Linked DNA regions of Homo sapiens: region 1 is linked to region 2. Evidence: read pairs that join two places in POLR2A ChIA-PET (ENCODE). Cell type or tissue: IMR-90. All regions are shown on one strand. Links, peaks and the distances in the headings refer to the core of each region. The heading gives the core; the rest is flanking DNA. Region 1 holds the start of SPMAP1 (sperm microtubule associated protein 1). Region 2 overlaps LOC105371767 (a long non-coding RNA gene).

Region 1 (11,836 bases), core at 2,491-10,490, 170 kb before region 2:
TTAGTAGAGACGGGGTTTTAGTGTTAGCCAGGATGGTCTCAATCTCCTGACCTTGTGATCCACCTGCCTTGGCCTCCCAAAGTGCTGAGATTACAGGCGTGAGCCACAGCGCCCGGCCCTTTGCTCTGTTCTTGATGGAAACAATAGCCAGCTCTGACCTGGGGCCCTGCTGATAGCTGGGGAAGTGCTTTATTGAGGTTGAGTAGTGTGGCTCCTTCTTATCCCACTGGTAGGGGAGAACTGAAGCCCCTCCTTTCAAACCTGGCACTCGTTGGTATGGAGTGCAAGGGCGTAGGCCTGAGAAGCCCTTTCTCCTCTCACCTTCTCTCCAGAGGGAAGAGAAGCTGAGGGTAGAACTGGCTCCATCCTCTAATCTCAGGGAAGAAACAGCACACGTGGAGACACAAATTAATTTTTTTAACGTAAAATAACACTAAGAGTTCATCTAAACATTTGTCTTAGAAATTCAGGTCGATGGCTATGAAGGGAAAAGATGCTGTTAGAACAGAGGGAAGTGGGTGACCTCTCCGAAGACGGACGTGCTCTGACGGAGGGCTGGAGTGTTCCTGCGGTAGCCAAACCTTCCATTGAACCCATCGATCGGTTTCAGATCAGCATTGTAGTGGTCATGCCCAGTCACCTGCTGGAGAGAATGCCCTTGGGGACAAGGAGAGAGAGGCCTGAGCCTGCATTCAGCCCACCTCTTGGCTTCCCCATTCCCCTGGGTGTGGTATGGGATGCCAACCAGGCGTAGTCACTTGCATTCCCCATGCTGAACACGCAATCCACAAGTGTCCTGAGACTCTGGGCTGAAAAGCCAAGGGCTGGTGAGGTTGAGGGGCAGAAGGCTTCCTAGAAATAAAACCCCGCACCAGGAATAATTGCAGGAAAACTGTGAATGGTTTGTGCTGGGACAGGAAGGGCCAGAAATTCTGGGCTTGGCAAAGCTTGCCTTTCTCCCACAAGAAATGAGAAAAATCTCACCCTTGCCTCTGACCCATGTGGAAAAAATGGATGAGATCAAGATCAATTGAGCCAAATGGCACAAAGTATCATGTGACTAGAGGAGTGGCCCAGGATGGTGGAGCCAGGCTGGGAGGAGGGTTTACCCTGTTAGAAAAATATCTCTCAACTCTTTCCCATTGTTGTTAACCTGGGCCTGGAAAATGAGCAGGATGCAGCAGTGAGGGGAACAGGGGCTTCAGAGTTGGGAAGAGCAGAATCTTTTTGTTTGTTTGTTTTTGAGACAGAGTCTTGCACTGTCGCCCAGGCTGGAGTGCAATGGCGCAATCTCGGATCACTGCAACCTCTGCCTCCCGGGTTCAAGAGATTCTCCTGCCTCAGCCTCCTAAGTAGCTGGGATTATAGGTGCCTGCCACCACGCCCGGCTAATTTTTTGTATTTTTAGTAGAGACGGGGTTTCACTATGTTAGCCAGGCTGGTCTCGAACTCCTGACCTCGTGACCCGCCTGCCTCGGCCTCCCAAAGTGCTGGGATTACAGGCATGAGCCACTGCACCAGGCCAGGAAGAGCAGACTATTAATCCCAGCTCAGCCCTCTTGCCAAATTACTTTAACTCAAGAAACTTGTTTTCCTACCTGTGCCATGGGGTTAGTGTGAGGGTGAAAAGTGCCCAACAAATGGCTCATGTCTGTAATGCCAGCACTTTGGGAGGCTGAGGCCAGAGGATCACTTGAGCCTAGGAGTTCAAGACCAGCGTGGGCCACATAGGGAGACTCCATCTCCACAAAAAATAAAAAATTAACTGAGTGTGGTGGTGCACACCTGTGGGCCCAACTGCTCAGGAGGCTGAGGTGGGAGGATTGCGCAAGCCCAGGAGGTCAAGACTGCAGTGAGTAGTAATTGTGCTACTGCATTTCTTTCTTTCTTTCTTTCTTTTTTTTTTTTTTTTTTTTTTTGAGATGGAGTCTCGCTGCATCGCCCAGGCTGGAGTGCAGTGGCACGATCTTGGCACACTGCAACCTCCGCCTCCCGGGTTCAAGCAGTTCTCCTGCCTCAGCCTCCCAAGTAGCTGGGATTCCAGGTGCGAGCCACCACGCCTGGCTAATTGTTTTTTTGTATTTTTAGTAGAGACAGGGTTCAACCAGGTTGGCCAGGCTGGTTTGGAACTCCTGACCTCAAGTGATCCACCCGCCTCAGCTCCCAAAGTGCTGGGATTACAGGCGTGAGCCACTGCACCTGTCCGTGCTACTGCATTTCATGCATTCCAGTTTGGGTGATAGAGTGAGACCACGTCTCAAAAAAAAAAAAAATGAGGTCTGACATACAGTACTGGTGCTTATTAACTAATATTAGGGGGCACTGTGGCACCATCTGCTCATGTATGTGAAGAAAAGCTGGAAGGATGCAGTCCCTTTGCCTCTTCCCCTCAACCAGGCCTTGCTATGGCCCAGGAACCATGATGAGGCTAGAAATGGAGGCAGCACTTGCCTGTCCCTGCCCAATTTCTCCTGTTGAGGTATCTTTGTCCTTGCCCGAAGATGTGGATGTAGTCTACTATCCAGCCATCCCTTCCTGTACCGCCATGATCCTGAAAGTGGGCAAGAGAAAGTGGGCAAGAACACTGTCAGCCACAATGCTGAGGGGGACACAGTGCAAACTGCCCTGGGGTTTGCTGTGGGGATAGGGAAGAGGTCAGAGCCTTAGGTAACTGGTGCAGACAGATTAAATATATTTAAGAACCAGACCGGGTGCAGTGGCTCAGGCCTCTAATCCCAGCACTTTGGAAGGCCAAGGTGGGTGGATCACCTGAGGCCAGGAGTTCGAGACCAGCCTTGCCAACATGGTGAAACCCCATCTTTACCAAAAATACAAAAAATTAGCTGGGCATGATGGCAGGCGCCTGTAATCCCAGCTGCTCAGGAGGCTGAGGCGGTACAATTGCTTGAACCCCGGAGGCAGAAGTTGCAGTGAACCGAGATCCTGCCATTGCACTCCAGCCTGGGCAACAAGAGCCAAACTCCATCTAAAAAAAAAAAAAAAGAAAAAAAGAAAAAGAAAAAGAAGAACCTATTGCCTCTCCGGGAGGGGCAGTTGAGCTTGGCAGCTGAAGGCTCAGTTTCTGCTGCCAGACAGGCTGGGTTCTAACTCCAGCTCAACCATTAACAGGCTTTGTGACCTTGGGCCAATTACACAGCTTCTCTGGGCCTCAGTTTTCCCATCGGTAAAAGGAGTATTGCTGTGAGGTTTGTTTTTTGAGACACAGTCTTACTCTGTCACCCAGACTGGAGTGCAGTGTTGCCATCTCGGCTCACTGCAACCTCCGCTTCCTGGGTTCAATTATCCTGCCTCATCCTCCTGAGTAGCTGAGATTACAGGCACGCGCCACCATGCCCGGCTAATTTTTGTATTTTTAGTAGAGACAGGGTTCACATATTGGCCAGGCTGGTCTCAAACTCTTGAACTCAAGTGATCCACCCGCCTCGGCCTCCCAAAGTGCTGGGATTACAGGATTGAGCCACTGTGCCTGGCTTGCTGTGAGACTTAAGTGATTTTGTTCAGATAAAGGGCCTGGCATAGTAAAGTTTAATAAATGTTATCTTTATTTAAATGAAAATAATACCTACCACAAATGGTGGTTTTGATAATTAAATAATACTTTTAAAAATTAAACAGATTGGCTGGGAGCAGTGTAATCCCAGCACTTTGGGAGGCCAAGGCTGGAGGATCTCCTGAGGTCAAGAGTTGGAGACTAGCCTGGCCAACATGGCTAAACCCGGTGTCTACTAAAAATACAAAAATTAGCCAGGTGTAGTGGCTCATGCCTGTAATCCCAGCTACTCAGGAGGCTGAGGCAAGAGAATTACTTGAACCCAGGAGACAGAGGTTGAAGTGAGCTGAGATCGTGCCACTGCACTCCAGCCTGGGCAATAGGGCGAGACTCCACCTCAAAAATAAAATAAAATAAAATAAAAGATTAGCTGCTGGGCATGGTGGCACACGCCTATAGTCCCAGCTACTCAGGAGGCTGAGACTGGAGGATTGCTTGAGCCCAGCAGTTCAAGGCTGCAGTGAGCTGTGCCACTGCACTTCCAGCCTGTGTGACAGAGTTGCACTCTGTCTCAAAAAAGAAAATTAGAAAGCCTTTTTCAAGGCCGGGTGCGGTGGCCCACGCCTGTAATCCCAGCACTTTGGGAGGCTGAGGCAGGTGGATCACTTGAGGTCAGGAGTTCGAGACCAGCCTGGCCAACATAGTGAAACCCCGTCTCTACTAAAAATACAAAAAACTAACTGGGTGTGGTGGCGGGCGCTTGTAATCTCAGCTATTCAGGAGGCCGAGGCAGGAGAATTGCTTGAACTTGTGAGGCAGAGGTTGCAGTGAGCTGAGATGACGCCACTGCACTCCAGCCTGGATGACAGAGTGAGACTCTGTCTCAAAAAAAAAAAAAAAAAAAAAGGAAAGAAAGAAAGCATTTTCAAAATATGTATACCCTATCATTTTCAACCTTTTAAATACTCAAGTTCTTCCTTTTCCCCTCCCCAGACTCTGGTTCCTTCTGTCGTAAAATTACGAGTCGATGCCAGCATGGTGGCTCATGCCTATAGTCCCAGCACTTTGGGAGGCCGAGATGGGCAGAACACTTGAGCTCAGGAGTTTAAGACCAGCCTGGGCAACATGGTGAAACCCTGTCTCTGTAGTCTCAGCTACTAGAGTGGCTGAAGTGGGAGGATCGCTTGAACACGGAAAGCAGAGGTTGCAGTAAGCCAAAATTATGCCACTGCACTCCAGCCAGGGTGACAGAACAAGACCCTGTCTCAAAAAAAAAAAAAAAGAAAAGAAAAGAAAAGAAAAATTGGGCCGGGCACGGTGGCTCACACCTGTATCCCAGCACTTTTGGAGGCCGAGGCAGGCAGATCACAAGGTCAGGAGTTCGAGAACACCCTGGCTAACACAGTGAAACCCCGTCTCTACTATTTTTTGTAAAAATACAAAAAATTAGACGGGCGGGCGTGGTGGCGGGCACCTGTAGTCCCAGCTACTTGGGAGGCTGAAGCAGGAGAATGGCGTGAACCCAGGAGGCAGAGCTTGCAGTGAGCCGAGATCCTGCCACTGCACTCCAGCCTGGGCGACAGAGCGAGACTCCGTCTCAAAAAAAAATTAAAAAAAAAATTACATGAGTCAACACATGTGTGACTCATGTATGTCCATATACATGCACTGCACAGACCTATGCAAACAAACATTTGGGACTATACACACACACACAAATCCCGAAGATTTGCTCACAGAATAACCCCATGAGTCTTCCTGTCTCTTCCCCACACCGCTTATACGTAGAAACACAAATACTGGAAGCAAAATGTTGGGGGAAAAATTGAACCATCAGCAAACAGTCTCGGAATCTTTGATCTGGGGGGTTGGTGGAGGAGAACTCTGCTGGGAAGGGGCCTACACCTAGGAGGGAAAAGGCCAGGGGGAGGAACTGAGGTCCGCAGAGGTTTGAGAGGTGTCCCTCCCATCAGACCAAAGAACCCGGAGAGCAAGCCCCATGCCCTGCCACTATGATGTCACAGGAGGAAGGCGTCTCGCCCTGCAGGTCAAATCAATTCCCTTTGTCTTGCTCACTGAGGTCACACGGATTTTTGCGTATTTAGAGAATTTGCGGTGTGAGGTCACCCTAGAGGGCGGGTCTGTGACGTCACAAAAGACAAAGACACCGACTGGTTTGGGAGAAGCTGGCTTTGAGCCCTATCCCCTTGCCTTGCAGAAACCTGGAATGAGTCTATTCTCAAATTCAGGGCTGGAAGGCCATTCTGTGAGCTCAGGGAGCTTGCGCTCAACACCTGTCCTCCCTTTCCTCCAGTCCTCGGGCTGCGTTAAGAAAACTGGGAGGCGGTGGCGGGAGGATAGCGTGAGCCCAGGAGTTCAAGACCAGTCTGGGTAACATGGCGAGACCCCCTCTCTACAAAAAAAAAAAAAAAAAAAAAAAAAAAAAAAAAAAAAAATTAGCCCGGCGTGATGGCGCGAGCCTGTAGTCCCGGCTAATCGCGAGGCTGAGGTGGGAAGGTTGCTTGACCCTGGGAGGTGGAAGCTGCAGTGAGCCGTGATGGCACCACCGCACTCCAGCCTGGGCGAGAATCAGACCCTATAATTACAGGCTCACACCTGTAACATGGCGAAACCCCGTCTCTACCAAAAATATAAAAATTAGTCTGGCGTGGTGGCGCGCCTGTAACCCCAGCTACTCGGGAGGCTGAGGCAGGAGAATCGCTTGAACCCGGGAGGCTGAGGCAGGAGAATCGCTTGAACCCGGGAGGCGGAGGTTGCAGTGAGCCAAGATGGTGCCACTCACTACGCTCCAGCCTGGGCGACAGAGCGAGACTTTGTCTCAAAATAATAATAATAAATAAAAATTTAAAAAAGAAAAGAAAGTAAACCGAGGAGGTGAAAGTGGCGGAGCCTTCTTTGTGGTGAGAACGCTGGAGTGAAGATTTAGGGAGGTGTGTGGGGTCTTCCGGGAAGCTCCTATACCTGATCAGTTTTCCGCAAAAGGGGCGGAACCACGTGACTCTGGAAGTAGCTGCGGGCGTGGTAGTCCTGCTGCGCGTTGTAGGGCGGAATCGCCGACCACAGCTTGGGCCTAGAGCGCCCATAAGCGCGGGCAGCGGTGCTCACAGCCACCCCGTCCAAGATAAAGCCTTTCTCCAGTCGCAGGCGACACTCGCTCAGGTACGCCATCCCAACCACCGTAGCCTCGGAGGGCCTTTCTGGTGGGGGATGAGGACCCTAGATGGGGACACCCCTGCGCATTCTTACGTGATGTCAACGACCCCTGCGACACAAACCCTATTGTCTCCACTCACCCCGGGTTGACCGGTGGGCCCTTAAGGCCGTGGGGGAAGTTGCTTGCTTGGCCCCAGAGGAGGTTGACCAGACTGACTATGCAAGAGGAGTTGGAAAGTGAAGGGGAGGAGACTGGATAACCGATTGTGGGCAGTTTGTGTGCATTTAGGCCCCGCTCCCCCAGTTTTCCTTTAAGGTGAGTATTCTCTTTTCCCACGGTATTACATGCTATTTCCTCAGCTCAGTTTTGTTGAAAAGCTTGTACCCGGAATTGATCAGAAAGTTCAGATCGCACCTACTTCCAATTCTCATTTTACAGAGCTAGAAGTTGAAGCTTAGAAAGTTTCCCTAGGCCGGGCGCGTTGGCTTACGCCAGTAATCCCAGCATTTTGGGAAAACGAGGCGGGGGGGATCGCTTGGGCCCAGGAATTCAAGACCAGCCTGGGCAATAAAGCGAAAGTCCATCTCTACTAAATAAATGAATACTTAGCCGAGTGTGGTGGCGCGCACCTGTGGACTCAGCTGCACTGCAGGCTGGGCCATGGAGGTGGAGGCTGCAGTGAGCCATGATTGTGCCACACTCCTGGATGAGAGAAGGAGGCCCTGTCTCAAAAGACAAAAAAAAAAAAAAAAAAAAAAAAAAAAAAAAAGGCCGGGCGCGGTGGCTCACGCCTGTAATCCCAGCACTTTGGGAGGCCGAGGCAGGCGGATCACGAGGTCAGGAGATCGAGACCATCCTGGCTAACACAGTGAAACCCTGTCTCTACTAAAAATACAAAAAATTAGCCGGGCGTGGTGGCGGACGCCTGTAGTCCCAGCAACTCGGAAGGCTGAGGCAGGAGAATGGCGTGAACCCGGGAGGCGGAGCTTGCAGTGAGCCGAGATCGCACCACTGCACTCCAGCCTGGGCGACAGAGCAAGACTACGTCTCAAAAAAAAAGAGGTTCCCCAAATCCAGTTAGCTGACTTCCGGTCAGTCCACTTAACAATTCTCCTGCCCCACCCGAATTAACATTATTTATTTACTTATTCTTTTTATTTATTTATTTATTTTAGAGACAAAGTCTCGCTCTGTTGCCCAGGTTGTAGTGCAGTGGCTCAATCCTGGCTCACTGCAACCTGTGCCTCCCGGCTTCAAGCAATTCTCTGCCTCAGCCTCCCAAGTAGCTGGGATTACAGGCACCTGCCACCACGCCCGGCTAATTTTTTGTATTTTTAGTAGAGCCGGGGTTTCACCATCTTGGCCAGGCTGGTCTTGAACTCCTGATCTCGTGATCCACCCCTCTCAGCTTCCCAAAGTGCTGGGATTACAGGCGTGAGCCACCGCGCCCAGCCTTTCACTTATTCTATCTATCTATCTATCTGTCTGTCTGTCCGTCTATCTATCTATCTATCTATCTATCTATCTATCTATCTATCTATCTATCTATTTAGAGAGGGAGTCTCGCTCTGTTGCCCAGGCCGGAGTGCAGCGGCGCGATCTTGGCTCACTGCAACCTCCGCCTCCCAGGTTCAAGTGATTATTCCGCCTGAGCCTTCCGAGTAGCTGAGATTACAGGCGCCTGACACTAAGCCCGGCTAATTTTGGTATTTTTAGTAGAAACGGGGTTTTGCCATGTTGGCCAAGCTGGTCTCGAACTCCTGACCTCAAATTATCAGCCCACCTCGGCCTCCCAAAGTGCTGGGATTACAGGCATAAGCCACTGTGTCTGGCCTATTATATATATTTTAATATAAATATAAAATGTATATTTTATATTTAAATATTTTATATTTATATTAAAAATATATATATATATTTTTTAGGTGTCACCCAGGCTGGAGTGCAGTGGTGCGATCTTGGCTCACTGAAACCTCTGCCTCCCGGGTTCAATCTATTCTCCTGTGTCAGCATCCTGAATAGCTGAGATTACATGCCCGTGTCACCACCCCAGACTAAATTTTTTTTTTTTTTTGAAATGGAGTCTCACTGTGTCACCCAGGCTGGAGTGCAGTGGCAGGATCTCAGCTCACTGCAGCCTCCCAGGTTCAAGCGATTCTCCTGCCTCAGCTTCCTGAGTAGCTGGAATCACACGCGCACGCCACCACACCTGGCTAATTTTTGTATTTTCAGTAGAGCCGGGGTTTCACCATGTTGGCCAGGCTGGTCTCGAACTCCTGATCTCAGGTGATCCACCTGCCTCGGCCTACCAAAGTGCTGGGATTACTGGCGTGAGCCATCCTGCCCCGCCACCCAGCTAATTTTTTTTTTTTTTTTTTTGAGACAGGGATTCACTCTTGTTGCCCAGGCTGGAGTGCAATGGCGCGATCTCGGCTCACCGCAACCTCCGCCTCCCAGGTTCAAGCGATTCTCCTGCCTCAGCCTCCCTAGTAGCTGGGATTACAGGCATGTGCCACCACACCCGGCTAATTTTGTATTTTTAGTAGAGATGGGGTTTCTCCATGTTGGTCAGGCTGGTCTCGAACTCCTGACCTCAGGTGGTCTGCCCGCCTCAGCCTCCCAAAGTGCTGGGATTACAGGCATGAGCGACCATGCCCGGCCATTAATTTTTGTATTTTTATTATTATTATTATTTTTTTTGAGATGGAGTCTTGCTCTATTGCCCAGGCCGGAGTGCAGTGGTGTGATCTTGGCTCACTGCAACCTCTGCCTCCTGGGTTTACAGGTGCACGCCACCACGCCTAGCTAATTTTTATATTTTTCTAGATACAGGGTTTTGCCAGGCTGGTCTTGAACTCCTGACCTCAGGTGATTTGCCTGCCTCGGTCTCTGAAAGTGCTGGGATTACAGGCGTGAGTAATTTTTGTCTTTTTAGTACAGATGGAGTTTCACCATGTTGGCCAGGCTGGTCTCAAAATTCTGACCTCTAGTGATCCTCTCGCCTTGGCCTCTTGCCAAAGTGCTGGGATTACAGGTGTGAGTCACCATGCCCAGCCCCACCCGAGTTATTTTCACCCGCTATTATTTATGCTTGTTTTTTTCCCCTCGAGACATGGTTTCACTCCAATTTCCCAGGCTGGCATGCAGCGTTGCGATCCGGAATCACTGCAACCTCTGCCTCCCGGACTCAAGCGATTCTTCTGCCTCAGCCTCCAATTAGCTGGGATTACAGGCACACGCCACCAGGCCCAGCTAATTTTCGTATTTTTTGTAGAGACAGGGTTTCGCTGTGTTGGCCAGACTGGTTTTGAACTCCTGAGCTCAAGTGATCAGCCCACCTTGGCCTCCCAAGCTGGGAGGATTAGAGCCATGAGCCACCAGGACTGGCCTTATCTTTCCTTTAAAATAACAAAACGGTGGGGGGACACATTACCATATTTTTCCTCCAGCTAATTTTCTTTTTCTTTTTCCTTTAGTTTCCACATACAGCATTGGATCTAGGTAATTATATAAATTACATATTTTATTATTTTATTTATTTCTGAGACAGTGTCGCTCTGTCGCGCAGGCTGCAGTGCAGTGGAGCGATCTAGGCTCACTGCAGCCACCGCGTCCTGGGTTGAAGCCATTCTCCTGCCTCAGCCCAGAGTAGCTGGGAGTACAGATACACACAACCACACCCAGCTAATTTTTTTTGTAGAGACGGAGGTGTTTTTTTTGTTTGTTTGTTTTTTGGGTTTTTTTTTTTTTTTTTTTTTTTGAGACAGAGTCTCGCTGTGTCGCCCAGGCTGGAGTGCAATTGCGCGATCTCGGCTCACTGCAACCTCCACCTCCCGGGTTCAAGTGATTCTTCTGTCTCAGTCTCCCGAGTAGCTGGAGTTACAGGCACCTGCCACCACTCCCAGCTGATTTTTTAATTTTTTTTGAGACAGAGTCTCGCTCTGTTGCCCAGGCTGGAGTGCAGTGGTGCGATCTCGGCTCACTGCAAGCTCCGCCTCCCGGGTTAACGCCATTCTCCTGCCTCAGCCTCCCCAGTAGCTGGGACTACAGGCGCCCGCCACCACGCCCAGCCAATATTTTGTATTTTGTTTAGTACAGACAGGGTTTCATTGTGTTAGCTAGGATGGTCTCGATCTCTTGACCTCGTGATCCGCCCGCCTTGGCGTCCCAAAGTGCTGGGATTACAGGCATGAGCCACCGCGCCTGGCCTAATTTTTATATTTTTAGTAGAGACGGGGTTTCACCATTCTGGCCGGGCTGGTCTTAAACTCCTGACCTCGTGATCCGCCCATCTCAGCCTCCCAAAGTGCTGGGATTACAGGCGTGAGCCACCATGCCCGGCCTTGTTTTTTTTTTGTTGTTGTTTTTTGTTTTTGTTTTTTCTTTGAGATGGAGTTTCACTCTTCTTGCCCAGGCTGGAGTGCAATGGCACGATCTTGGCTCACTGCAACCTCTGCCTCCTGGGTTCAAGCGATTCTCTTGCCTCAGCCTCCCAAGTAGCTGGGATTACAGGCATGTACCACCACAGCCAGCTGATTTTGTACTGTTAGTACAGACAGGGTTTCACCATGTTGATCAGGCTGGTCTTGAACTCCTGACCTCAGGTGATCTACCCGCCTCGACCTCCCAAAGTGCTGGGATTACAGGCGTGAGCCACCACGGCCGTTGTTTTGTTTTTTGAGACAGAGTCTGGCTATTGTCGCCCAGGCTGGAGTGCAATGGTGCGATTTTGGCTCACTGCAACCTCCACCTCCTGGGTTCAAGTGATTCTCCTGCCTCAGCCTCCTGAGTAGCTGGGATTACAGGCGCCCATCACCACACCCAGCTAATTTTTGTATTTTTAGTAGAGACGCGTGTTTCGCCACATTGGCCAGGTTGATCTGGAACTCCTGACCTCAGGTAATCCACCTGCCTTGGCCTCTCAAAGTGTTGGGATTACAGCCGTGAGCCTCCGCACCCAGCCGAGATGGAGGTTTTTTTAATTTTTTTTGAGACGGAGTCTCACTCTGTCGCCCAGGATGGAGTGCAGTGGCACGATCTTGGTTCACTGAAAGCTCCGCCTCCCGGTTTCACGCCATTCTCCTGCCTCAGTCTCCTGAATAGCTGGGACTACAGGTGCCCGTCACCATGCCTGGCTAATTTTTTTTGTA
Region 2 (11,836 bases), core at 1,638-9,637:
CCTCAAGTGATCCACCTGCCTCGGCCTCCCAAAATGCTGGGGTTACAGGTGTGAGCCACCACGACCAGCCTATTTTTACAATTTTTAAAAACGTCATTTTGTTTTTAAATAGTTTTAACATTTTTTACTATCTATTGTATATCAACTGGTCATATCACAACCTCCTTTTCACCTGCTTCTTTCTTCCTTTTTTTTTTTTCTTTGAGACAGGGTCTTGCTCTGCCACTCCAATTGGAGTGCAGTGGTGCAATCACAGTTCACTGCAGCCCCGACCTCCCAGGCTCAAACCATCTTCCAGCCTCAGCCTCCCGAGTAGCTGGGACTACAGGCACATGCCACCACACCTAGCTAATTTTATTTTTTGTAGGATGAGGTTTTGCCATCCTGCCCATGCTGGTCTCGAACTCCTGGGCTCAAGTGATCCTCCTGCCTTGGCCTCCCAAAGTGCTGGGATTATAGGTGTGAACCACCACACCTGGCTTCTTTCACCTTCTTCTTAAATGCCAGTGCTCCTCCAGGCTGTGTGAGAGGCCCTTTTCTCTTCTCCTTCCAAACACTCATCCCCACTGGTGGCTCATGTTGGTGACTTATGTTGATGACTCACAAAGATTATCTCTAGGTCGGCCTCCCCAGGAGCTCCAGACCTCTGTCTCCAAGTGGACACCTCCACCTGGATGTCCCATAGGCTTCTCAACTCAATGTGTCCTGAACTTATTTGCTACCCAACTCCCCATCCTCACTAATATCTGCTTTTCTTCCTGCTTCTGTTCAAGCCAGAACCTGGAAATCATCCTAGACCCTTCCTTTCCCTATTTCCTCATCTCATTCTTCCTCTAAGGCTGACCAGTTCTTTCTTCACAGACAGATAGTCATTATCTGTTCCATTACAAATGCCACTGCCCCTTCCAGGCCCTCCCCTTTTCTTGCCCAGGCCACTGTATTTGCATCTTAACTAGTCTCCCTGCCTCCCATAACATCCTCCTTGAATCCATCCTCTGCACTACCTCCAGGGGACCTCCAGAGTGAGTGTTCTAGAATGCAAATCTGATATCTTTCCCTTGATCAAAACGCCTCACTGGTTTAAAAGGAAGGAATTAGAATTCTTCAGGGTGGCTGCCATGTTCCTCCCACCCCCATCTTGGCACACTCCTCTCCTGTACCCAGCCACGCCTACCCTGTGTTCCAGCGGAGTGAATTGCTCACAGTTCCCAAAGGCCCCAGGCTCTTGCACACAAACCTCCTTTGCTGGGAGTGGACTTCCTCTTGCCGCCGCCCACTTAGCCGGGTCATTGCGGTTTTTCCTTCCAGGCTCAGCCCAAACATCGCCTCTTCTGGAAAGCCTCCCTTGAATCCCACTCCTCTCCCTTCCCCGGTCTGAAAAAGTGTCCTCCTCTGTGCACATTATGTTTTGGGGCATTTTTGCCAGTAGAAGGAAGCTCAGTCTCCTGGGCTTTGAGCTCCTTGAGGGCAGGAGCCTCTATCGGTCCCTTCTGGGCTCTCAGGCACCTCACACGGTGCTGACACAACAGGTGCTTGACCCCAAGTTCTTCTGTTGATGAGCGAGGTGATCTTGGGTAAATCATTTAACCTCCTTACATTTTAGTAGAGATAAATGTACTCTACCTCCCACCGGATTAAATAAGATAGAGTGTATAAAAATACTTTGGAGATTGCATTTCATTGCTTTTCAAATGTGAGGACTTCTTATTACCATGGATGTGCAACTTCAATTAGTGTGCTTTAGAAAAATGTACTCTGTTCATTTCCCCCTCCTTCTCCGGGGCCTTCTCCGCTCCACCAAATGCCCTCTGCCTCCTTCCTTTCCCATCTGGCTGTTTTCTTCTTTTCCACCTACAAATCCATTCTCAGCTCACCCATTCTAAAAACAAGTCTTCCTCCCATCCCTCCTCCCCCTCGAGCCACAGTCCTTCCTTTCTTCCCCCCATTGCTGCCAAAGCCCTTCAAAGAGTGTTTTACTGGCGGCTTCCGGATCTCACCACCCACTTCTTTCTTAATCGGCACAATCTGGATCCGCCCTCAGCACGTCACAGTCCGTGGATCCTCTGAGAACTCCTGTGACCTCCTATTGCTGCTGGATTGCAGGCTCTTCTCGGGCTTGATCTTGGAAGCATCTGGCCCTGCTGAAACCCTCCTCCTTGGCGATAGGGATCCTGAACTTTCCCCATTTTCCTTTTCTCTCTCCAACAGTTGCTTGTTCTCTTCCCGTAAGTGTTGGCATCCTCGAGACTCTTGCCCTTTGGCCTCTTGTTTTCTCTCCTTCCTGCTTCGTGATCTCACCCACTCCCAGGACTGCCATCAGGCCCTCTTTGCAGATGTCTTCCCAGACTGCCGTTTAGCACTGAGCTCCTTTCTGAGCTGTCGGTCCATGTATCCAGCTGCTGGCTAGACAGCTACATTTGATGGTCCTGCTGGCACCTGAAACTCAAAATGTCCAAAATGAAAATCATCCATGGCTGGGCACCACGGCTCACGCCTGTAATCCCAGCACTTTGGGAGGCTGAGGCAGGCGGATCACTTGGGGCCAGGAGTTCACGACCAGCCTGGCCAACATGGTGAAACCTCATCTCTACTAAAAATACAAAAAAATTAGCTGGGCGTGGTGATGCATGCCTGTAGTCCCAGCTACTCGGGAGGCTGAGGCACAAGAATTCCTTGAACCCAAGAGGCGGAGGCTGCAATGAGCCAAGATCATGCCACTGCACTCCAGCCTGGGCAACAGAGTGAGACTCCATCTCAAAAAAAAAAAAAAAAAAAAAGGAAAATCATCCTCATACTGCTTTTCCCACCGAACCACTTCAGTTCCCGTTTGTCTTATTTCTATTAATGGTGCCCTCATTCTCCCGATCGTCTAGAAATTCCTCACTCTTGCTTTCCTCCCACATCAAGTCACTTGCCAAGTCCTATAGATCCTCTTACAGAAGTATCTGTGGTTTCCCCACCTTCGTGTTTGGAGTGCCCTCCAGAAAGGCCTTCATTACCTCTATCTAAACCATCTCCATAGCCTTACAGGTTTGGCTTTCATAATTTTTTTTCTACTTCCTTCCCTTCCCCCTCCCTCCTCCCTCCTTGTCTCTCTCTCCCTTCCTTTTCTGTCTTTCTCTCTCCTTTTCAATAAATATTTATTGAGCACCTACTATGTGCCAGGCACTGGAAAAATAAAAAGTTAATGCAGTGCAGTCCCATTCCCAAGATTTTGAAAGCCAGCAGAGCACTTATTTCAAGAGCCCTGCATTCCGGTGGGGGCCCTGCAGAAGTAAGCCACAATCACAATAGGGTGTAATTGCACTTAGGGCCTTCCAGCTGGTCTCCTGGCCCCCATTTCTTCCTCCTTCCCAATCCATGGTGTTATTAATTTGTGTTAGATTAATATTCCTCAGGTCTTGTGACAATTCCGCCAGTCCCCTTCATTGGCTGTCCATTGCTATGTCTAAGTCCTCAGTACATTTTTATGAGTTTTTAAAAATTTCCCCATCCTGCTTCTCTACATGCGTCTCCAGGGTTCTCCTCTCCTGCTCTCCACCACCCATCGTTTACTGGGAATTCTCTGAAAATGCATTGTTCCTGCCCCTGTGCCTTTCTTCTTATAATTCCCTCCTCCATCACTCTGGCTGTAAAAATTCTAATTATCGCCAGGTGCGGTGGCTCACGCCTGTAATCCTAGCACTTTGGGAGGCCGAGGTAGGCGGATCACTTGAGGTCAGGAGTTTGAGACCAGTCTGACCAACATGGTGAAACCTCATCTCTACTAAAAATACAAAAAGTAGCTGGGCGTTGTGGCGCAAGCCTGTAATCCCGCTACTCGGTAGGCTGAGGCAGGAGAATGGCTTGAACCTGAGGGGCGGAGGTTGCAGTGAGCCAAGACTGCACCACTGCACTCCAGCCTGGGTGACAGTGAGACTCCAACTCAAAAAAAAAAAAAAAAGTCCTAACCATGGGTCTATTTTGAGCCGTGACTCCAGCAGGTATAACTCTTCCCTCCAGCAGTGCTTCCAACCCCCTCGTCATTCTCACTGTGGCACAAAACGAATGATTCAACCAGCAAACCATCTGCTAGAGTCACAGAGAGCTGCAGCAACCCCCAGCTTTGTGGGGTTAACAAGCAAACCCTGAGAGCCATCTCCACCAGCAACAAGGGTCCCGTGTTAGGGGCAGACGTCCCTGAGCAGTCAGGGGAAACCTTGCACTTATCCAAGAGCACAAATAGGACCAAAGCCCCCAACACGCCATAAGGGCCATCAGCAGCATCATCGCGAGGAGGGACTGCAGAGTAGAACCCATCGTGTGGCCTCTAGAGTCCATAGTACATGGCTGGGTAGAGCAAACTGCTCACAGTTCTGGGGCACATTCTACATCTCACATGCCACCAGCTCCTCCCCTATGCTTTCCTGATTTTCTCATCACACGTTGATGCTACTGCTTTTCCGTATTGCCCCTCATGACATCTGCTGTGGTATTTGGTACCTTTTGCCTAGGAGATCTACTTTTTTTTTTTCTTAGACGGAGTCTCACTCTGTCGCCCAGTCTGGAGTGCAGTGGTGTGATCTCGACTAATTGCAGCCTCCGCCTCCCGGGTTCCAGTGATTCTCCTGCCTCAGTCTCCTGCGTGGCTGGGATTACAGTCGTGCGCCACCATGCCCAGCTAATTTTTGTATTTTTAGTAGAGACGGGGTTTCACCATGTCGGGCAGGCTGGTCTCGAACTCCTGACCTCTGACCTCAGGTGAACTGCCTGCTTCAGCCTCCCAAAATGCTGGGATTACAGGCGTGAGCCAGCGCCCCCGGCCAAGATCCACTTCTTTGTGTACCTTTTTTTTTTTTTTTTAAGAGAGAGGATCTAGATCTGTCACCCAGGCTGGAGTGCAGTGGCATGATCACAGCTCACTGCACTCAACCTCAACCACCCCAGTTCAAGCTCTGCCTCAGCCTCCCTAGTAGCTAGGACTACACGTGCACACCACCATGCCCAGCTAATTTTTAACATTATTTTTGGTAGAGATGAGGGCTCACTATGTTTCCCAGACTGGTCTTGAACTCCTGGGCTCAAGCGAACCTCCTGCCTCAGCCTCCCAAAGTGCTAAGGTTACAGGCTTGAGCCACCGTACCTGGCTCTTTGTGTACTTTTGTCTCATCCACCCTAACTACTAAACTCCCAAGCTTGTTAGGACAGTGATCACAAGCCCTGGAGCATGGGAGAAGGAGATTACTAAGTATCCGTGGACTCCAATGCAGGGAGATTTCTTCCATGGCAGGATAGGGGAGGAACCATAGCCTAGTCTTGGTACTTTCCAGGGTGACTCTCAGGGTGGCTTACACACACACACACACACACTCACCCACACTCACACACTCTTTCTCTCACTCTCTCTTAAGAAATGCTGCTGATTGATAGGTTTAGCCTCTGAAGGGAGTATCTTCTCTTCCCTACTATTCCAGCACAGAATAGAATTTTGAACCAAATGGGAATCTGAACTACAAGAATCTAATCAAAATTTTAAAACCTGAGTGTTAGGTTCTTGGCACATCTGAAAGCACCTAGCTTAATGTCTGAGACATAGGTATGTTCAGAAATGTGAATCTTATCACACACACACACACACACACACACACACACACACACACACACACACCAGGGAACCATGTAACAGGTTCTGAGACAGCACAGCCGGTTACATCTGGTTTCCAGTAGGCATGCCTTTCTTTCTTTCTCTTTCCTTTCCTTCCCTTCCCTTCCCTTCCCTCCCCTCCCCTTCCCTCCCCTCCCCTCCCCTTTTTCTTGACAGAGTTTTACTCTTGTTGCCCAGGCTGGAGTGCAATGGCGCGATCTCAGCTCAGTGCAACCTCTGCCTCCCGGGTTCAAGCGATTCTCTTGCCTCAGCCTCCCGAGTAGCTGGAATTACAGGCATGCACCACCACACCTGGCTAATTTTGTATTTTTAGTAGAGATGGGGTTTCTCCATGTTGGTCAGGCTGGTCTGGAACTCCCGACCTCAGGTGATCTGCCCGCCTCAAGTGCTGGGATTATAGGTATGAGCAGGTTTTCTTTATGGATCAATTGATGTTACTTAGGGGTAACATGCAGAATAGCTTGTTCCACGGGGCAAGGTGGACAGATCCTTGTGATTAAGGGGCTGCCCAGTGGGCATTCCTGGACTCAGCAGACAATGACTATGCCCCACCCACCACGTTATGCTAAAATGCCACAAGACATCCGAAGAAATGCTTTCTTCCTTTGGGGGTAATGCAAATATTGCCATTTTTCTGTTTCAAAGAACAACAAGACATTTTCTTGGTAATCTCTCACCTAAAGATATTATTTTGAGGGGGTTAAGAATGTCTTTATCTTTTAGAGACACATGTTGAACTGTTTATGGGTGAAATGACATGATATCTAATTTTCATTAAAAATGACTTAATTGGCCATGCGTGGTGGCTCATGCCTATAATTCCAACACTTTGGGAGGCCGAGGTGGGTGGATCACCTGAGGTCAGGAGTTCGAGACCAGCCTGGCCAACATGGTGAAACCCTGTCTCTACTAAAAAAAAAAATACAAAAAGTAGGCCGGGCATGGTGGCTCATGCCTGTAATCCCAGCACTTTGGGAGGCTGAGGAGGGCAGATCACCTGAGGTCAGGAGTTTGAGACCAGCCTGGCTAACATGGTGAAACCCTGTCTCTACTAAAAATACAAAAATTAGCCGGGCGTGGTGGTGGGCGCTATTCTGGAGGCTGAGGCAGGAGAATCACTTGAACCCAGGAGGAGGAGGTTGCAGTAAGCCGAGATCGCCTCATTGCACTCCAGCCTTGGCAACAAGAGTGAAACTCCATCTCACACACAAAAAAAAAAAATTAGGGAGAAGGGGGAGATGCAACAAGAGTGGCCCTGTGTTGATGGTTATTGTAACTTGGTGGCAGATATGTGGTGATTCATGGTACTAGTTTGTAGAACTTTTGTGTATATTAGAAATTTGCCATAACAGAAATTTTGTTTGTTTTTTTAGAGCACAGATTTTAGAGCAGAACAGACCTGGGTTCAAATTCCCTCTGGGTTCAAATTCCTGCTGTTTTGTCTGGGCAACCTTCCTATTTAAGTCTTCTGAACCCTGTTTCCGCGTTTGGAAAACACTCATAAGAATAATTCTCAGTTCACAAATTTGTTGCAAGTATACAAAGCACTTAAGGCATAGCCTGGAACATGATTGGCAATCAATAATCCTACGATAGCTTTACTTGAGCCTGACCATGCTAGCTATATAAACTGTACAGCTATGGTTTGAATGTCCCCTCCAAAACTCATGTTGAAATTTAATTGCCATTGTGATGGTTCTAAGAAGTAGGATTATTAAGAGGTGATTAGGTCATGAGGACTCCACCCTTATGAATAGGTTAATGTTGTTATTGCAGAAGTGGGTTTGCTATTGAGAGGGCAGGTTGTTATAAAAGCGAATTTGGCCCTCTCTTGCTTGCTCCTTCTCATGCTCTCTTGCCCTTCTGCCTTTCACTATGGGATGAAGCTGCATAAAGGACCTCACCAGATGCTGGTGTCATGCTCTTGGACTTCCCAGCCTCCAGAACTGTGAGCTAAGTACACATCTATTCCTAGTAAATTTCCCAGCATGTGGTATTCAGTTATAGTAGCATAAAACAGATGAAGACAACGACTTTTGGGATCAGCCTGCAATCATGGTTACTGGCAGAAGGCTGGCCTGAGGTACAAGTACAAATTATATACTTCAGACCCTTTACTGAAACTCCTGGAGGGCATTTATTTTATTATTATTACCTTATTTATTTTTTAGAGACAGGATATCACTCTGTCACCCAGGCTGGAATGCAGTGGCACAATCATGGTTCATTACAGCCTCAACCTTCTGGGCTCAAGTGATCCTCCTGACTTAGCCTCCAAGTAGCTGGGACTTCAAGTGCATCCCACCATGCTCAGCTAATTTTTAGCTTTTGCAGAGACTGGGGGGTGGGTCTCTCTATGTTGCTCAGGCAGGTCTTGAACTCCTGGCCTCAAGCCATTCTCTCATCTTGGCATCCTAGTGCTGGTATTATAGCTGTTTTGAGCCACCATGCCTGGCCTCTTTTATTATTTTTCAATGTGGAAAGTAGAGATGAGAGAGGACAGGGGCAATGGTGGGGTTTGTTCCTGGGTTCACAGCTCTGCTGTCACTGTGAGGGAGCTACAGAGGTGGGGAGGGGCAGACCAGGAAAGCAGACCCCTGAAATACAATGTCATTTGCAGATCCAGCCTCTTGTTTTCCATCCTGGACATTCTTCCATTACCAGGCAGCCAACACTTCCCAGGCTGTCCTGGGACTCGCAGTTCTGTCTACCTGGGCACAGTTTCAGGCTCCAGCTGGCAAGGCAGCCCCATCACTTTCTGCAGAGGAGCATGTGCTGGAATAGGAGACAGTGAGATCACAGGAATTCATTAGCATCCCATATTCATTTTCTTTTCCTTTCTAGGCCTTCTCCCCAACCCTCTACCCGACACCCACCTCAGTCATTTTTTTTTTTTCCCTTAGAGTAGCTGGGGGAATCTGTCAAAGCCAGTTCAGGAGCTTGCCTTTTCTGGTGTCTTTTCTAAAACTACGGCATTCAGCCCTCACCAGATGGGAACCTATCAGCTCAGCAGGCAGATAATTATTCTTTCAAGGGTGGGAGGCCCTACCATGAATGGAAATTCAGGCATTTCTGCAGCTGAGGCCCCAAAGCCCCATCATGGAAGCAGTGCACATACAGCAGACAAGCTTTACCTGGGCAAGTCTGCAGGAAGTGCTGGTCAGTGGAGGTGCGAGGAGTGAGATATAGGATGGATTCGTGTTCCCTTCCCCATGAAGCAGTGTGGAACCCACTGGACCCACTCCTGAAGTCTCTCCTTAGGGACCAGTGCAAGCCAGCCCAGTTTTGGTCTGGCTGAAGGGGGTCACCTCCTCTGTGAGGATCCAGAACTCAAGATCAGATATTAGGATGCACAGATTTCTCCTCATTTGATGGAGGAAAATTCTAATAACCAGCTGCCAACAGTGGAGCATGCTGCCAGGAAGGTAATGAGCTCCCTGTTGTTGGAAGTATTCAAGCAGATGCTGGCTGGCCACCTTCCAAGGATATTGCAAAAAGAAGACCTGACATGAATGAGAGTTTGCCTCTTATGTCCTCCAAAGTCTCTTTACCTTTATTGGTTCTCATGGTGTAAAGGGTGAACTTGGAGTCACCATAGGCCCAGGGTTCAAGTCCTGGCTGTACAGCTAGCTGGCTAGATGGCCTTGGGCAAGACACTTAATTTCTTTATGAAATTATATAGGTATATTTTATTTTTCTGATAATGGGTGATAATTATAAAAAAAAAATTTATTGGCCAGGTGCAGTGGCTCGCACCTGTAATACCAGCACTTTGGGAGGCCAAGGCAGGTGGATCACAAGGTCAGGAGACCGAGACCATCCTGGTTAACACGGTGAAACCCTGTCTCTACTAAAAATACAAAAAAATTAGCTGGGCGTGGTGGCGGGCGTCTGTAGTCCCAGCTACTTGGGAGGCTGAGGCAGGAGAATGGCATGAACCTGGGAGGCGGAGTTTGCAGTAAGCCGAGATAGCGCCACTGCACTCCAGCCTGGGCGAAAGAGTGAGACTCCATCTCAAAAAAAAAAAAATTATTATGGACACTTTCTATCCTAATATGTACAGTTTTAATGTATCTTTTTTAATTTTTAATTTTTGTGGGTACATTTTTAAATTTTGTGGGTAATTTTCTGGGTACATATATACAGTAGGTGTATATATCGGGTACATGAGATATTTTGATACAGGTATATAATGTGTAATAATCACATTAGGGTAAGTGGGGTATCCATCACCTCAAGCATTTATTCTTTGTGTTACAAATAACCCAGATACACTCTTTTAGTTATTTTATTTTTTTTTTTTTGAGACAGGATCTTTCTCTGTCACCCAGGCTAGAGGGCAGCGATGTGATCACAGATCTCTGCAGCCTTGACCTTGCTCAAGCAATCCTCTTACCTCAGCCTCCAGAGTATCTAGGACCACAGGCGCCTGTCACCATGTCTGGCTAATTTTTGTATTTTTTGTACAGTTGAGGTTTCACCATGACGCCCAGGCTGGTCTTGAACTCCCACGTTCAAGCAATCCTCCTGCCTTGGCCTCCCAAAGTGCTGGGATTACAGGCGTGAGCCACCATGCCCAGCCTTCTTTAATTATTTTAAAATGTACAGTTAAATTATTATTGACTATAAGTCATCCTGTTGTGCTATCAAATAAAGATCTTATTCATTCTTTAACTATTTTTTTGTACCCATTAATTATCTCTGATAGGATAGGAGGCAGGGAAATTCTGGGCAGAAGAGGGCAGGTCCCTGGTGAGGGCCCCGTCCTCAAGCCTGGAACTGCAGTGCAAAGTGAGAACATGCATTCCTGTTTTCCTGCTCAAATGTTGCCTTTATAAAACCACCCATGGCCCACCCTGCCCCCTATCCTGTGGCCATAAACACCTAGGCTCTGCCAGCAGAGAAGAGGAGAAAAGAGGAGAAAAGGAGAAGCAGCGGGATGTCTGAGACTATGAGTTGGATGTTACAGAGAAGTAGCTTGACTTCAGAGGGACAGCTTGACAGCATTGCTTCGGAGATGAGTGCAGTGGGGGATGGCTGGACTCCAGGGGAAGGTTATCTTCCCACTCCATCCCCATTTCAGCTCCCCTTCCCACTGAGAGCCACTTTCATTGGCAATTAAATCCCCCCAACTTACTATCTCCAATTCTTTTGTGTGACCTCATTCCTCCTGGATGCCAGACAAGAACTCAGGTGCGAGTACAAAAGACACTGACCCCCCACTGAGCTGTTAACACTTAAGCTGTCCGTGGATGGCTAAGCTAAAAGAGCGCTGACTGTAACTCTTTCTGGGGCTTCAGGGGTCATGGGCATCTCCCTAGAGGCTACCGCAGGACTGCTCAGAGTTTTGCTTCTCCTGGCACCCAAAAGCGCTCGCCCCGACTGCTGCACTCACTCACCTGTGCTTCCCCTCCTGCAAGGCGGGGGACAAAGCAGGACTGAGTGAGTGGAGTCTGTCCTTGCCAGCACCGGCACCCTAGCGGCCGGCTAGTTCTAGTGCCCATGCACTCCGGTTCCCACCGGTGAAGGGGTTGGGGACATTTCCTGCTTCATCCTCACTTCCCACCCACCCCTGACTGCCCTTCCCAGCCTCTGGTAACCCTCAGGCTACTTTTTATCTCCATGAGTTCAATTGTTTTAAAATTTTTAGATCCCACAAATAAGTGGGAACATGTAAAGTTTGTCTTTCCTGGCTTATTTCACTTATCCTTTTTAATAGCTATGTGCCTAAGTCCTTTAAACCAGTGGTCCCCAACCTTTTTAGCACCAGGAACTGATTTTGTGGAAGACAGTTCTTCCAAGAACTGGATTGCCGTGTATGGCTTTGGGATGAAACTGTTCCACCTTAGATCATCAGGCATTAGATTCTCATAAGGAGTGTGCAACCTGGATCCCTGGCATGCACAGTTCACAATAGGGTTTGTGCTCCTATGAGAATCCAATGCTGCCACTGATCTGACAGGAGGCGGAGCTCAGGCAGTAATGCTCCCTTGGCTGCCACTCACCTCCTGCTGTGTGGCTCGGTTCCTAACAGGCCGTGAACTCGTGCAGGTCTGTGGTCCAGCAGTTGGTGATCTCTGCTTTAAACCATGGCTTCCTCACCTGTAAAATGAAATAATAATGAAATTGTGAAGATTACATAAATATTAAATAATGAAACACACATAACACGCTTAGCGTTTAGTTAAGCAT

The links. ChIA-PET counts read pairs that join two places held together with the same protein. Peaks named below come from ENCODE experiments on the same cell type or tissue, not always from the same donor. Only the 100,000 strongest peaks of a DNase experiment are listed, where the experiment ranks them.
Region 1: POLR2A ChIA-PET joins it to region 2 with 12 read pairs; 7 of 35 experiments call an interaction of 5 or more read pairs at or near these places.

What each region holds. Positions count from the first base shown.
Region 1 is chr17:38,834,690-38,846,525 of GRCh38, forward strand. SPMAP1 (sperm microtubule associated protein 1) reads right to left here and starts at 6,749. Exons shown (of 3, transcript NM_001080465.3): 1 at 6,494-6,749; 2 at 2,452-2,551; 3 at 397-657. The coding sequence starts at 6,700. The coding sequence ends at 500. LOC124903994 (a long non-coding RNA gene) reads left to right here and starts at 6,811. Exons shown (of 3, transcript XR_007065743.1): 1 at 6,811-7,001; 2 at 10,163-10,187. In IMR-90, for the core only: no CTCF peak of the experiment used is centred there; no DNase peak of the experiment used is centred there.
Region 2 is chr17:39,001,284-39,013,119 of GRCh38, forward strand. It overlaps LOC105371767 (a long non-coding RNA gene), which reads right to left. Exons shown (of 3, transcript NR_188621.1): 2 at 11,650-11,746; 3 at 7,763-8,419. Among named protein-coding and RNA genes, the nearest start is that of LINC02079, 20 kb to the right of the region's middle. RefSeq lists enhancers at 10,491-11,028, 11,029-11,566. In IMR-90, for the core only: no CTCF peak of the experiment used is centred there; no DNase peak of the experiment used is centred there; H3K27me3 peaks cover 2,226 bases.